Regions from separate parts of the Homo sapiens genome. Here all the other regions are linked to region 2. The links are chromatin loops, found by intact Hi-C in ENCODE. Cell type or tissue: endothelial cell of umbilical vein. All regions are shown on one strand. Each heading gives the region's core, and the rest is flanking DNA. Links, peaks and the distances in the headings are about the cores only.

The links. Hi-C counts contacts between places; a loop is a spot of excess contacts. Peaks named below come from ENCODE experiments on the same cell type or tissue, not always from the same donor. Only the 100,000 strongest peaks of a DNase experiment are listed, where the experiment ranks them.
Region 1: a loop joins it to region 2, with 4 times the contacts of the local background. A loop is called at or near these places in 22 of 110 quality-filtered maps.
Region 3: a loop joins it to region 2, with 3 times the contacts of the local background. A loop is called at or near these places in 36 of 110 quality-filtered maps.
Region 4: a loop joins it to region 2, with 2.1 times the contacts of the local background. A loop is called at or near these places in 15 of 110 quality-filtered maps.

The regions. Positions count from the first base shown.
Region 1 is chr9:94,928,206-94,931,748 of GRCh38, reverse strand. AOPEP (aminopeptidase O (putative)) reads right to left here. Exons shown (of 17, transcript NM_001193329.3): 7 at 3,218-3,324. It overlaps AOPEP-AS1 (AOPEP antisense RNA 1), which reads left to right. Exons shown (of 2, transcript NR_147614.1): 2 at 2,886-3,543. Among named protein-coding and RNA genes, the nearest start is that of AOPEP-AS1, 16 kb to the left of the region's middle. RefSeq lists enhancers at 1,648-2,148, 2,865-3,543. In endothelial cell of umbilical vein, for the core only: no CTCF peak of the experiment used is centred there; a DNase peak (open chromatin) is centred at 2,198; H3K27ac peaks cover 1,649 bases.
Region 2 is chr9:94,865,905-94,869,447 of GRCh38, reverse strand. The region is part of intron 5 of AOPEP (aminopeptidase O (putative)); the gene reads right to left. Among named protein-coding and RNA genes, the nearest start is that of MIR2278, 58 kb to the right of the region's middle. RefSeq lists a cis regulatory region at 3,243 and an enhancer at 3,159-3,328. In endothelial cell of umbilical vein, for the core only: no CTCF peak of the experiment used is centred there; DNase peaks (open chromatin) are centred at 1,417 and 2,047; H3K27ac peaks cover 2,394 bases.
Region 3 is chr9:94,803,889-94,807,431 of GRCh38, reverse strand. All of the region lies in intron 5 of AOPEP (aminopeptidase O (putative)), which reads right to left. Among named protein-coding and RNA genes, the nearest start is that of MIR2278, 4.3 kb to the left of the region's middle. In endothelial cell of umbilical vein, for the core only: no CTCF peak of the experiment used is centred there; DNase peaks (open chromatin) are centred at 991 and 1,511; H3K27ac peaks cover 1,332 bases.
Region 4 is chr9:94,951,286-94,954,828 of GRCh38, reverse strand. The region is part of intron 7 of AOPEP (aminopeptidase O (putative)); the gene reads right to left. Among named protein-coding and RNA genes, the nearest start is that of AOPEP-AS1, 7.5 kb to the right of the region's middle. RefSeq lists a silencer at 2,087-2,316. In endothelial cell of umbilical vein, for the core only: no CTCF peak of the experiment used is centred there; a DNase peak (open chromatin) is centred at 2,108; H3K27ac peaks cover 1,046 bases.

The DNA.
Region 1 (3,543 bases), core at 665-3,164, 62 kb before region 2:
GAAGCTTCCACTGCATCCGCCAACATGTGGAAACCTATCAAGACATAAAGCGAGATTTTTACGTTGTTATGGCCCATCATTTCAAGACCATGGGGCATCTTGAAAGAAAGAACAAGATAGCATCTGATTGTTTTTAAGGGACTTCTTTCCCAAGGTCTCATTGAAAACAAAATCTGAGAACAAATTTTTACAAGTCTGGTTCTTCCTTTTACTTTCAATAACTTCCAGGTTCTCTGTGTCCATTTAAGGGAGAATTCTAGGGGATGGGAGTAAACGAAACCTAGACTATATAATTCAGGGCAGGTTCGGAAACATTTCCTCCTCATTGTAAGTACATCTGATAACAATATTTTCCTTATTGATGTGCAATAAGCCTTTCAAATGCAGTCAATTCATGGTTAGCCTAAATTTAGGCAAACAAAATTTCTGAATACGAAGACAAAGAAAAGCAAATGCCATAAAAAACTGTCTAGTACAAAGGTCTAAAAATACTAGATTGTTCTCCCAACTCCACACACAAAGGAAAAGATCTTGGCCATCAGAAGCTTGGTTGACTCAGGCTCCAGGGAAGCCAGAGATGAGGCCCTCCTCATGTGTGAACTGACTTCCCAGGGTGCAGTCTAACTTGCTTACAAGTTGGAAACACAGTTCACCAAAACTCACATTTACTGAGATGCCCCTACCCCACTGAAGGACTATGGTTATGCAAAACCAAAGGGATCAAAGGGACTAAGAGACGTAATGGAAATGACCTCTTAGGTGGAGGGACTGAGCCTTTAAGAGGTGAAGGGATTTGCACAGTGAGGCAGCTCGCAGGTAAGCATGCTCCTGGGCGCCCTACCTGAAAGCAAACCTCTCTGGCCCTCATGTCCCTCTGCTACCTTCCCAGTCTCGCTTCCTGGGCCAACACACCCCCTCTCACAGAGCCTACAGTTACCAGCCCCGCTTCCTGACTTCCCATCCATGCTCCTGTCCACTTCAGCCTGACTTCCTTCTCCATCACCCATGTAGTCCCACTTCTCTCTCTTTCGCCCCTCTTCATCCCCCAGGCAGCTTCCAACATCAGCCACTCCCACCTGCTTGCCTCAGCTTCTTTTCTGGCTTCCATGGCCCCTAGTGCCCTGGTTTTCTCTGGGGAAACACATAATGGTTTCCCCAGAGTCCTCTGTTGGCTCCCCCTCTTCCTCCTGACCTCTTCTCTCACTTTCCTCTCTCCCTGAGGATTTCACTGTGTTCAAGATTTAAAGGGTTTTATAGGCTGAATGTTCCAGTCTCTCCAGTGAGCTCCTGAATTGTAATCTCCAAAGTTCATAATATTGAATATCTATTGGTCATCACAAACTTAACACATGCAAAGCTGGAAACTTCATTTTCCTTCCAAGCTCCTCCTCATGTCTTTACCATCACACAAATGGGATCACCATCTACCCAACTGTCCAACTCAAAAACCTCAAAGTCATTCTGGATACACTCATTTTCCTCTTCTCCACATTCAATCAACCAAAGACCTGCCCGTTCCACAGCCAAAACACATTTCAAATAGGTCTGCGTCTTGCATCTGTCACAGGCACTCCAGGGCCTCTTGCATGGACTACTGCAAGGCTGCAACCGTTCTCCTGGCTTTCCGTCGGCTGCCTGTGGTGCTCTCCACACAGCAGCAGAGCAGCACCGTCCAAATACTGAGCAGATCATACCACCTTCCTGCTGAAGGTCCTGGAGCAGCTTCTGAAGAACTTGGGGAAAGACTCGTGTGACCTGGCTCCTGCCTGCCTCTCTTGGCCCCTGCCCTCAGTCCCTTTTCCAGCCACACTGCCCTTCTTTCTGTCCCTAAGGCACATGAAGGCCTTTCCCACCTCAGGCAGGCTATGCACAAGGCAGCTCATTTTCAGAGAGAAATTCCCCACCTCCTTATGCGCCGCCCTCCAGTTAGTATGGACATCACCGAGCAGTCTGCTCACAGTGCTGCGCACCACCTGTGACCGGCCGGTACCTGTAGCCATGTCCCTGCTAAGTGGAAGCTCTGTGAGAGCAGGGGCCATGTTCACTTTGGCCATAGGAGTAGCTGTCCTGCCTGGATCAATCAGCATTGGCCAAGAGAAAAGATGCTGGAACAATGGCTTTGGGGCGGGAACACAGGTCTCCTGGCTCCTGGCCCGCTCCACTTCCCTCCGCTAGATCTCCTTTCCGAAACAATGGATGAGTCAACTTGGGAGTCCGCCTTAGCGTGCAAGCGCAGGGAACTTTGCTGTGGGAAGGGTGCAGCTTGCCATACCCCAACATTCTGCAGTGCTGCACAAAAGTCCCAGCCAGCTCCCTCCCTGGGGTGCATTTGCGTTAGGCTTCAGTCACAGTCAGGCGAAGTGGGGGTGTATATTTAAAAACAAACAACAACAGCAGAACCATCCAAGGCAGGCCTCTGCCTGGGAAAGTAGATGGGCCTTCAGGGCGGCCATCTAAGAACAGGCGAGGAGAGGAGCAGTTCCTGGATGGCCATCCCTCCCCACCTGTTTGATGGCAGATTACCAACATCTGACTCTAGTGGAAGAGGAGGGGAGGTGATGGAACCTCCTGTTGCCATAGCAACCACAGTGCTCCCGGAGCCTAGGTACCAGGTTTCAGATAAACATTTCACAAAGAAAAGGAGCAAAGCAGAGAGGGACAAACGTGGAAAAATGGCATGAAATAATCCTGCACATGCCACAAGCCACAGTCTACAAACAAAACTCAGGAGCTGGCCATGGAATCCTGCTGCACAGGGGAGCAGCAGAGGCTTCCTGCTGGGCTACGATGGAAACAAAAGGGCCCATTGACACATACATCTGTGACCACTAAACACTTAGGAATCAATATTTTCCTAAAGATTTTTTTCCCCTTTGGCTTTATAGGTTTACTGTCTGCCAGGCTGCCAAACCCCAACCCTCGCCACATCCGCAGCCACCACGTAAAGTGACTGTTAGAACTTCAAACGAAGGATCTGACCCCCGGAAATGGCCTCATGCTAGTTTTTTCCTAAACAGTCACCAGGAAAATGACGGAAGGCAAATCGAAACGCATGCCCTGAAAGACTTAGAACATAACCATCACATCTGGGGGACAAGAAGCCCACCCCAACTTAATTTAAAAAGGAAACACAGCAGATGTCATCAGTTGGCAGGGAGGTGTCTTGAAGGAAAGAAGGAGGGGAATGAGAGGGCTGTGGATCACCATGCAGCTTTACCTTAACACCTGCATCTCCTCGGGGGAGCATTGCATCTCGTCCTGGAGGCGACGCCAGCGCAGACAAGCCCTCAGCTCCTGCTGCTCCCGGGCCTCATAGGGGGCCAGCTGCTCAGCCACAGACACACAGACACACATGCACAAAACACAGTCACTGTTGTGGTCCTGGTGCAATGGCTCACTTTGTTTCAATGGGGGACAAGATAGCCTGCCCCTGCTCTCACCTTGCTTCCATCAGAAACCTAAAGGCCACTGGAGCCTCTTAGTGCCTAAAACAAAAAACCAACCGTGCACGCTCGCTTGTGCTGCTGGCCGTGGAGCTGGGCC
Region 2 (3,543 bases), core at 545-3,044:
GGTTAAATACAGCCTCAAAAGCTAATCACTACATGCACCCCACCCAAGCTAGAAATAGGGCATTCACTAACAGTCAACAACTTAAAGGATCAAAAACTTGGAACTTCAGACACATAAAATTAAACTGGACACAAAGGCTATTGCCACAGCAACATGGACAAATTTTTAAAACATACAGCAAATGTCTTTATTTTTATTTATTTTTTATTTTTATTTTTTGAGACGGAGTCTTGCTCTGTCACCCAGGTTTGAGTGAAGTGGCGCAGTCTTGGCTCACTGCAGCCTCTGCCTCCCAGGTTCCAGGGATTATCTTGCCTCAGCCTCCCAAGTAGCTGGAATTACAGGTACACACCACCATGCCCAGCTAATTTTTGTATTTTTAGTAGAGAAGGGGTTTCACCATGCTGGCCAGGCTGGTCTCGAACTCCTGACCTCAAGTGATCCACCTGCACTGGCCTCCCAAAGTGCTGGGATTATAGGCGAGAGCCCCCATGCCTGGCCAAAAACATACAGTAAACGTTTTGAGAGGAAAAAACAAGCTGCAGGTTCCTAATGACACTGTCCACATTAAGTTTTAAAATATGGCAAGCAATACTAAATACATTCCGAATACACATGAAGTAAAATAATAAAGATACACATGAGAATAGAAAATTATAGTGGTTGCTGGGAGAGGGGCAGGGAAAGGAATGAAATCAGGGAAGGTAACATAGGGAGCTTCCACTGCATTGGCCTGTGTAGTCACAAGGCCCCACTCATCCCACACTTGGTTTAATGATCTGCTGTCACTGTCTTGAAACTCCTGTTAATGTTATCTTTGGACCTACGCTTTGTAAGTGAAATCTGATGCAGCAATGGAGCATGCATGGGAGCAAAGAAGCTTGGTGCAAAATGAAAATATGGGACACACAAATTATGTGTGTCTGCCACCATTTCTCACCACCTCATCCATACTAGCAGTCAAAATGCCCATGAACAAAGAATTCCAGTGGACCCTCAATGCACGGGAATTCGGTGAGACTCAAAGTGAGTACAAGGTAGCCGTGTTACATCTAAAATTGAAGAAAATAGATGTTCTCAAGTCAGCAAGCACAGTCCTTGAGATCAAGTGATTTGCAGGTATGATTACTCCCAGACAACTGCCTTCCCCAAACTGGTGAACTGCACTATTTCTGGTACATCTCAGTCTGGAAAGAAGAGGAAGTCACCTGTGGCCTCCAAGCTGCTTTACTAGGGAATGAGTGACACAGGCCTGCTATCCCAGTTGTTATGACCATTCGTGCTAAAGCAGCCTAGGAATTAGTAATTTTGGTCAGTTGTTTTAGTCAGCATTGGATTCGTTCATTTGCAGCTTTGGAATTTTTCTTAGTCATCAACAAATCTTTAAATTGGTGGTCACTGTCTGTAGGCAAATCTCCAGAGTGTTCTGTCAGAATGGAAAACAGCCAGGGGAGCATGGGTTGAGAAAACAGGAAGGATTTATATTATAAACATGTTACTCTGTCCGGCCTCTCATTTTCCTGGCTGGTCTGAAGTTATAGCTTTATTTGATACTTTGACATGGTTGAAATGAAAGGCAACTGGCTTAAATTACCTCGTTACAGGGAAGTGACTGCACCAGTATATAAGAAGCCAGGTTTATTCACCAAGAAATGTTCCCTGATATTCCGAATCAGAACAGATCCTATCAGGGCTGGGAAGACTTTCTGAAGAATGATAAGGGGTGCTGACTACAGTTTCATTCTAACTTCAGGCCAAGGTGTTTGCAAAGGGAGCATTCAGCTATCCTGGCTAGAAAACTAGGTGTCTTCCAGTCAGGAAAAGAGTCTGACAGAATAAGAAATCAGAAAGAAAAGCAAATCTACTCTTCAGTGTATGAGGTGAATGTTATCACTGTTTTAATGTACATTCAAATAATATGGGCTACGCAAAGTAGGAAGAATGCCTCAGATACAGTATTTTCTTTCCCTCTGTGAATCGTGTGGAACAGGCAGACTTATACGTGGACTGCTGAGGCTGACACTGAAGTGACCTCTGAAAGCAAACAGGCCAGGGAAACTGTTACGTAAACTGAAATGACTAGACATTCCAGGCCACCTCGGCCGAGAGTGGGCCGTGCTGACTACAGCCTGGTACCTGGAAATAGCAAGTACTTCTAAACAGAAAGGGGATAAATGCAAATCTTCTGTGATTTTACATTAAGCGTTGTATAAAATTTTGTTAAGTGAAGGAAATCTAAAACACTTCAAAATTTCAGAGAAAAGCTTTATAAACTTGATAGGTAATAACAGAAAGGCTTTGCTGTTTCAAATCTGAATGGTAGGAAGTAAATTTAATCAAAATAGCAGGCAGCAGACTGAAAAGTATATAATACAATATGGACTAATGTGTCATTAGCTCATCTTCACTGCAATGAGATTAGCTTCCCATAGCATCATAATTAGATCTTGGAATTTTGCTGGGTTAGATTTATGTCCAAATGACATACAGCCAGAAATAAGTTTCATGCATTTCACACCAACATTTTGACTTATTTTAAATAAGGCTGCTATTAAAAAATCCTCACATTTTATAAACTGATTATGAGTCACCAAACTCTTCAAAATCCCTTAAGTAAACAGTCTAAAAAATCCAATTTGAACACTGGTTACATTGATGCTGGCTGTATTTTTAATCAACCAATAAGCTTTATTTGTAAAACCAAAGATTTGGTTTGAAAAAGACTTATATTTGATGTACTTCACACCAAAAATTTCCATATTCAAATAAATTGTTTTTATAAAAATCCTACAATTCTATATACTGATTGAAATCATCAATCTCTTCTAATGCCTTTTCTTAAAGTAAACAATCTAAAATTTTGAAAGGTAGCTTCCTTGATGCTTGAAGCTACCTTCAAATTTTAGATTTTACATGTAAAGCCTATTAGTTTATTAAAAACATTATTATGATTAGTTTTTAATGAACTAGTAGACATCATTTGTAAAATTTAAAGTTTGGTTTCCAAATGCCAGGAGGCCTGGGTAGAATCATCAGAGAGGAGTCCTGTATTTCCTTTGTGCATGAGAGTTAATAGGATTAGGGCTGGAAGAATTGAATAAACCCTGAGCTGGTTAAGATGGATGTATCACATTTCAGAGTCCCCATTTCATAACCGGCATGCCCCACATTTCACAAAATAAAACACGCTGGTGAGCTTATTTAAATGATTCTTCAGAAATACACTGATTTCAGAAACTTGAAAAGGGCACGCATGTCCATCTCCCCCTTGAGCCACATGGCTCTTTGTGTGCTCGGCCCTCCTGGCTTCAGGCCGACTCCTGCTTCCCAGTCAGTGACTCCTTGCTACGGTCTGGTTACATGGAAAAAGAGAATAAAGACTTTTGTGTTCGGAGAATTTCTGTACGTAAATTAATAGTTTCTAATTTTCACAATGATGCCATTTGCAATGGCCCTCATCTCTGTAAATGTAGCAAATCTGAGTTAAAATGCCAAAGACCTGTTACCTTCCTCTAGATCCTGTCATGGAACAGGGGTCTGCTG
Region 3 (3,543 bases), core at 562-3,061, 62 kb after region 2:
AGGCCTGACAATTTCTCTTGAAGGATGGCCCCAGCAGTGTTCTCTGAAGGTAGGACTGTCAGTCTTTGTGTGGGGAGAACAGTTCAAAGAAAACCAAACACTTAAGCATAATCTTTCAGAGGGTGAAGAATCATGGTATAATGATGATAAGATGCTACTTCTCGATCTGACAAGCAACACAGCTGTTTAATGGCAAAAAGAAGATTCTAGTTAACCCAAAAGCTGTGAGTTCACTCTGCCTGTTGCTCCAACAGAAGAGAGAGAGCCTGGCCCCCAAGAACTCATGTGATCCAGGAATTTGCCTGGTATCCAGATTCTATGGCTGCCTCAAAGCCAGCCCACAGTGAATGCTGATCTTCAATGATATCTTCACTCACAGGGTCAGTATGGTTTCTGTGTGGAGACCCTAAATCAAGCACTCACTGCCTTAGAAACAGTTACACATCAGCCTTGCCTAAGTCTGGACCACCAGACTCTTGACAGCCATCACAAGATGAGGCCATTTTACTTGTCTCCCTGACTTCCTGCTTCTAAGTGACTTTGGGACATTATATATCCTCTTAATACCCGCTCTGTAAAAAATGGAACATACACACACATTCTCACTACCTACCTTGCTTAGTACAAAGTGGTATTGTCAAGACGAACAAAATAATCCTGGCCAAGGGCTTTCAGGGTCCCAGAAGAACATCACTTTATGAATACCAGTTACTATTTCAGGAACACAAAAATGAAAGAACCAGAACACATTAGAAGGGGAAAGCCCCTACCTATAACATAGGACGCAAATAAAGTCAAATAATTTTCTCAAGAAGGATAATTGAAATAAAAGAGAAAATGGAGAAAGTGAACACAAAGAAAGCAACAAAGGGGAAGCACACATGGGCATAAATCACCTTGCATGTGCCTCACAGCTCACAACTCATTCTGTTTGTTCATCTCTACAGCAACAGCAGGGTTGCCAGTAAACAAGGGATTAAAATTTTACAGAAAAAAAGGATGGTATGAGCTGCTTTCTATCATTCACACCCACCTGTTTGAAAAAGCAGAGAAGAGTTATACCACACAACAGGGGAAAGAAATGCCCATTCAACATCTTTTTAAAAAACAATCCATGCAGAAAGAAAATTGAGAATTTATTAAAATCTGAGAAAGAAACGACAACAATAACAAGAAACAAAACCCACACACAAAACAAAAATATGCAGCACATCGGAGAAAGTAGAGAAGTTGGCAGCCATGGTGAATTCAAAGGCATACTAATTTAAGGCTCAAAATCTGATTCCTGAGGCAAAGAATCACTATGGCTGCATCTTGCCTTGAAATCAGGGGGTCACATCCCCTGAAATCTAAAGAAGGATTGTTTAAAAGTAGGGTGGTTTTGGTTTGAGGGATCAAAAATTCAAGTAAAGCCAACAAAGAACAAACAAAGAAAAATTCTCAAAGCTGTGAAACCTTGCTACTTAAGATAATGACAGAAATTTATGACTGCTTCCTTCCCCAGCAGAAAGGAGCATAATTAGAAAGCTGAAAACAACAGGCCCTTTGTACCAGCATGTTATGTTTTGCTTATTCTATTACACATTGGCTGGGAGATAAGAATAAACAGGACAACACCCTGTCTAACCCGGGAGGAGGGAGTGGAGGAAAAGGCTGGTTACATTCATTCTTGGGCATGTACGTGCATACCGTTTATTTGCAAATTGAGGTACTTAAGAAAATTGTGCATGCAATAGTCAGGAACTAGTATAAACATTCAGAAGTCTTTTATTGCACAATCAAACCTTTTAAGAATAAGCCTTGTGTAATAGGGAGCTTTATAGTTTTTCCTCATAGTGAAGCATGTTGTGAAGATTTTAATAATTGATAATTTTTTCTATGGTCTTTAATTGTCAATCCTATTTTCATTCAGTTGTTGTTGCTTTTTTTAAAAAAAAAAACAAAAAACAAAAAACAAAAAACCTTTCAAACTAGGATGAGCAAATAAAACTAGGATGAGACACAGCTTCCCTCTCTGTGACCAACGATGTCAAAAACCCTTGCAAAGAATCAATCAACAGCTGCCAGGGGAAGAAAACGTGGTGATCTGAGACTTCTCCCTTCTCTACAAAGGGACGGTTGCCCGTCTGGGTGCCAGGTGTTCTGATAGCTTCAGCCATGGAGAATTCTGCTCAAGAACAGCAGCTGCTAAGCCAATCAGGTTCTCATTAGCCAGTCGGGAGATGGTATAGGTATCTACGGTCCCAAGAAAAAAAAAAAAAAATTTGATCTCTTCCCATAACCCGTCTGCCTAGAATGATGGACCTGACTTAATCTTGCCATTTCTTAGTGACTCACTTGCTCCTGGCACCCAAGCTCACTAAGAACGGGGCTAAGGAAAGCCATTTTAAGACCTCACTGACCTGCCACCATCCTGGCCTTCATTCTACTCCTCCAACCCATGAGAGTGGTTCCCACCTTGAGGCCTGTGGACCGGAGTGCTTTTCCACCAGATGGTCACAAAGCTGATTCCTTTTTATTCTTCAGTCTTAGCCCAAATGTCACCCTTTAAGGAAGCTTTTCCCTCTCACCCTAACGATGCTATTGATTCTCCCACTGTGACACTTACTTGATTTTATTTTCTTCATAGCATACATCTTAATTACTTGTTTCACGTACACTAATTTTCTCCCCTGACTAGAATGTCCATTTCATAAGGACAGAGGCCTCCTCTATCTCGTTCACCCTTGTAGGCTTTGCATCGTAAGTACTATCTGGCACACAGTATACGCTTGATAAATATTTATTGCAAGAATAAATAAACAATAACCAAATTATCAAGATTATCTGGTATAGAACAGGTGGGGAAAAGCTCAAACAATCTGTCACCTGTCATCGGCCACACTATAGTCATTTTTTTCCCCTCAATTTTCCCAGTGGGATGAAGGGTGAAGATGCATGTGAACAGCTGAGCCATGAAGCAGAACTACACAGCACATGGTTTTTTAACTTCAGTGCTCTTCACAGAAAACCACTCTGAAATAAGTTGCAAGAGATTCTTGAAATTCAAATACAAGGAAAAAAAAGAACATATATGGACGACAGCTAGGTAGTTCTGCCAACCTAACTATGCCATGACATGTAATTGTGAACTGCTGAGAGACAAATGCAAAGCAAAGCATTTCCTATACACACATACAAAGGTAAGATTAAGGTGTTAATTTTTAAGCAACTGTCATATGCCTGGTTCTAGAATATGATTCCATTAACGTTACTGCTGTTATAACAGAGAGTGTAAGTGTGATGATGAGCTCCTTTCATTATTTCTCAAAATTAAGAAACTAGGCTTGCCAGTCAATCCCCAGCAGAGACTCTGAGAACATACGAGGACACAATGAAAACAGTAGAATATTAATTAAACCAACAGGAAGAGAGCTGTGTGTACTTCAGAGATGCATTTTAAATGCATGCATATCTTCATACAGACATCATAGTAGTCAAGTCAAGAAATGTATACTTTACGGTTCCTGATATGGCAGATTCAGTCTTCATGGAAGGCAAAAA
Region 4 (3,543 bases), core at 587-3,086, 85 kb before region 2:
AAGTAAAGAACTTATATCTCTTTCAAAAAATTTTGAAAGCCTCAATGTTATCCACTTCTCTGGATTTGCACTTAGTAATTAAGGCTCCTTTAATAAATATTTGTACTTTCCACCCATATTAGAATTACAAAAAAAGGTCATAGAAGCTCATGTTTTTAGAACAGGTGGGAACATCAAGAATCACATACTTCAACTTCCTCATTTCACACAAGGTAAACTGAGGCACACAGACATTAGTTCTACAGTAAGTTTGTCCAACCCACAGCCCATCCATGGGCCACATGTGGCCCAAGATGACTTTGAATGCAGCCCAACACAAATTCATAAACTTCTTAAAACATTACGAGATTTTTTTGCGATTTTTTCCTTAGCTTATCAGCTGTCGTTAGTGTTAGCTTATTTTACACATGGCCCAAGACAATTCTTCTTCTTCCAATGTGGCCCAGGGAAGCCAAAAGATTGGACTGGATAGTCACGGTCCACTCAAAGTCTTTTTTTTCCTTCGAGTCAGGGTTTCACTCCCATCACCCAGGCTGGAGCGCAGTGGTGCGATCTTGGCTCACTGCAACCTCTGCCTCCTGAGCTCAAATGATCCTTCTGCTTCAGCCTCCCAAGTAGCTGGGATTACAGAAGCCTGCCACCGTACCCAGCTAATTTTTGTTTTTTTCTGTAGAGATGGGGTTTCGCCATGTTGGCCAGGCTGGTCTCGAACTCCTGAGCTCAAGCCATCCGTCCACCTCAGCCTCCCAAAGCGTTGGGATTACAGGTGTGAGCCACCACGCCCAGCTTTATGCCTTGTTTTGATTTGTAGTGACATTAGGACTGAAACCAGCGACTCCTTATTCTCCATGAAGATCTTTTCCACTGTGCTATTTGGCTTTAAAATTTTAAATATTTTAAATAAAATGTAACAGATCCTTTGGGCCATCTAGTAAAGATTTGTGCAGTGTTACAGTATAGCTTCAACAGCTGAATCAAAATAAGTGAGGAGGTATTTACAGCTTTCGGCTGTTCTAAAACCGGCCACTCACTGGATCAACACTGAGGAGTGTTGAGGTGAAGGAAGGCAAGGAACCACGAGAGGGTTGGTGCATCAGAAAAGCAAGGGGTTATTTTAAAAGGTAGTGTGGTGGTGCAGAAGGTATGCAGCCTTTGGAATATGAGACCTAGTTTAGACTAGCAGCCTTACTTCTTACTACCTGTTACTTACTAACCTTCATTTACTCACTTGTAAAATGGGAATAATCCTACCCACCTTCCCTGATCCTGCAGAGAATAACTGAAATAATACATTGCAAAGCCCCTAGCAAGGGCCAGGGATACAGAAATTACCTAATAAACTTAATAAAATATTCCATTTTAGCAAACAGGATCCCTGATTAAGTCTTAGCTGAATACTCTGGGACATTATCCCAGCAGACACAAGGCACAGAATCAGCAGATACCTAAAGGAAAGATGATGATGAAAACCATCAGAGCTAACTGCATACTTTTCATTTTTCTACTCGATCCCTGACTTACCTACATGCCCACACTTGTAAGAATAACTAATCCATTTCATCTTCATTTAAGACTCCCCTGAAAAGAATCAGCTTTTTTCACTGCTCTCAGGTTTGTCCTGCCATGCAATGTTTTTGTAAGAAAGCCACACTAGCTTTGATAAGGAAAGCCCATCACCCACTGTCTGGGGGAAGGGAGACTTCTCAAGAGTCAGTCTGAACTCAAACTAGGTTGCCCAGCCCTAAGACAGGCAGAGTTGCCGTGCGTCTTTTTTGCCCTTGAGCCCTGAATTGAGACTGCTCGAAGGGGAGGAACACAGAAGAATGATGTAAATCTCTGCTCAGAAGGCTGGCTTCCAGGTTCCAGTTCCCAATGACGCCTTCAGTTGCTGTTTTTTCCTTTGCCTAAAAATGTCCTTCCCGAAAGCATCCCTCTCTAACTCTCTTCTTCCATCCTCTCCAAATGAAGAAGTGCTCAAGAAAATTCTTCCTGCTGACAGCATTCAAAGCCAATATACAAGTCCCCAAGAGATTCCTTTGATAGCAGCTTGCTGCTGGAGAGGGCAGTGCACAGGCAAGCTTTGCAAGAAATCAGAGGGGGTGGTTTCTAGGAGGAAATGACACTCTATGAATGGAAACAGGAAACTTCCATCTCTGTGCTACTCTGGTTCTCACAATGCTACTAATACCAGGTCTGCGTAGAGAGACAAAGTACCGGAGAAAGCAGATGAACTACAACCACACACAGTAACACAGATGACTCTCACAGGTCAGCCAAAGAAGTCAGGTCCACGAAGTGCACACACACATGTACAAGTCCATGTCAATGAAATCCAAGAACAGGCAAAACTGACCTATGGGGATAGAGATCAGAATAATGGTCACCTTGGGAGGGAGTGTTGACAGACAGCAGAGAAACAGGAAGGTTTCTGAGATGCTGGGACTGTTCTATAGATTGATCTGAATGTACTTTCATGGGGATAAATCATAAAAATCCTTTGAGCCATCTAGCAAAGACTTGTGCACTTTAATGTATCTATGTTATGTTTCATTTAAAAACTTAAGCGATGCACGTACATGAAACAGCATACACTTGCGAGCAGGAAAGGCCATCAGTCTAGAAAAGGGGCTTTGCCACTCATGTGCCACTGGCACACGACTAGGATGAACTAAGCCCTATGCACCTGAGGACCAATGCAAAATTTTTTTTAAAATGACAGTGTGAGAGGCAGGAAGGGCTGTGGCAAATCCAACTGGTCGGTCTACTCCCATTCTCATTTGCCTTCTTCCTTGCCACTTGTATGACTGAATCTGAAAAGCTAATGCTCATTTTCTAAGTGTCTCTTGCAGCTGTGGCACTTAGTCCAGGCCAAAATGAAAAAAGCAGATGTCTGCTGTGATTCCATGCTGGGTGGGGTTCTGGGAAAGCTTTTGCTTTCCTTATAAAGGGGGAAAATGTGACTGCTACCGCACCTCTTCCCCACAAGCCTGGTGGATGGAGCAGTGATGGCCATCTTGCAACCATGAGGCAGCAAACCAGGATTCTGTGGAGAGCAGAATGGACTGAAGGAAGGCAAACAGCCTTTACTATCATCATGCTGCTCCTGGCCAGCCTGGGGATGCCTGCCTTCTGACTTTGTATTGTGTGTGAAAGATAACTACCATTTGTTTAAGTCAACCATTGCTTTATTGCTGCAATAATTGTAGCCAGATTCGTTTCTAACTGGACTAGTACTAACAGCTAACGTTTCCTGGTTATCCTCTGTGCCAGGTACTCAGCCAAGCTCTTCTTATTATGCATCACACCCTCTTCCCTCATAAGATCCTGATGAGGCCACATCCTGTTTATGCCCATTTAAAAGTTAAAGAAAGTGAGTCCTAGAGAAGACCACAAAACTGGTTAGTGGCAGAGTCGAGGTTAAGAACCCAGGTCCACAGAACACCAAAGTCCTTGCTACACTCTGGGGCCCCCCCAAGATCCAGGTCCCCATCTTGGCTGTGCCAAGTACTAAGTGGAGAACCTTAGAGGAATTGCTTACCCTCC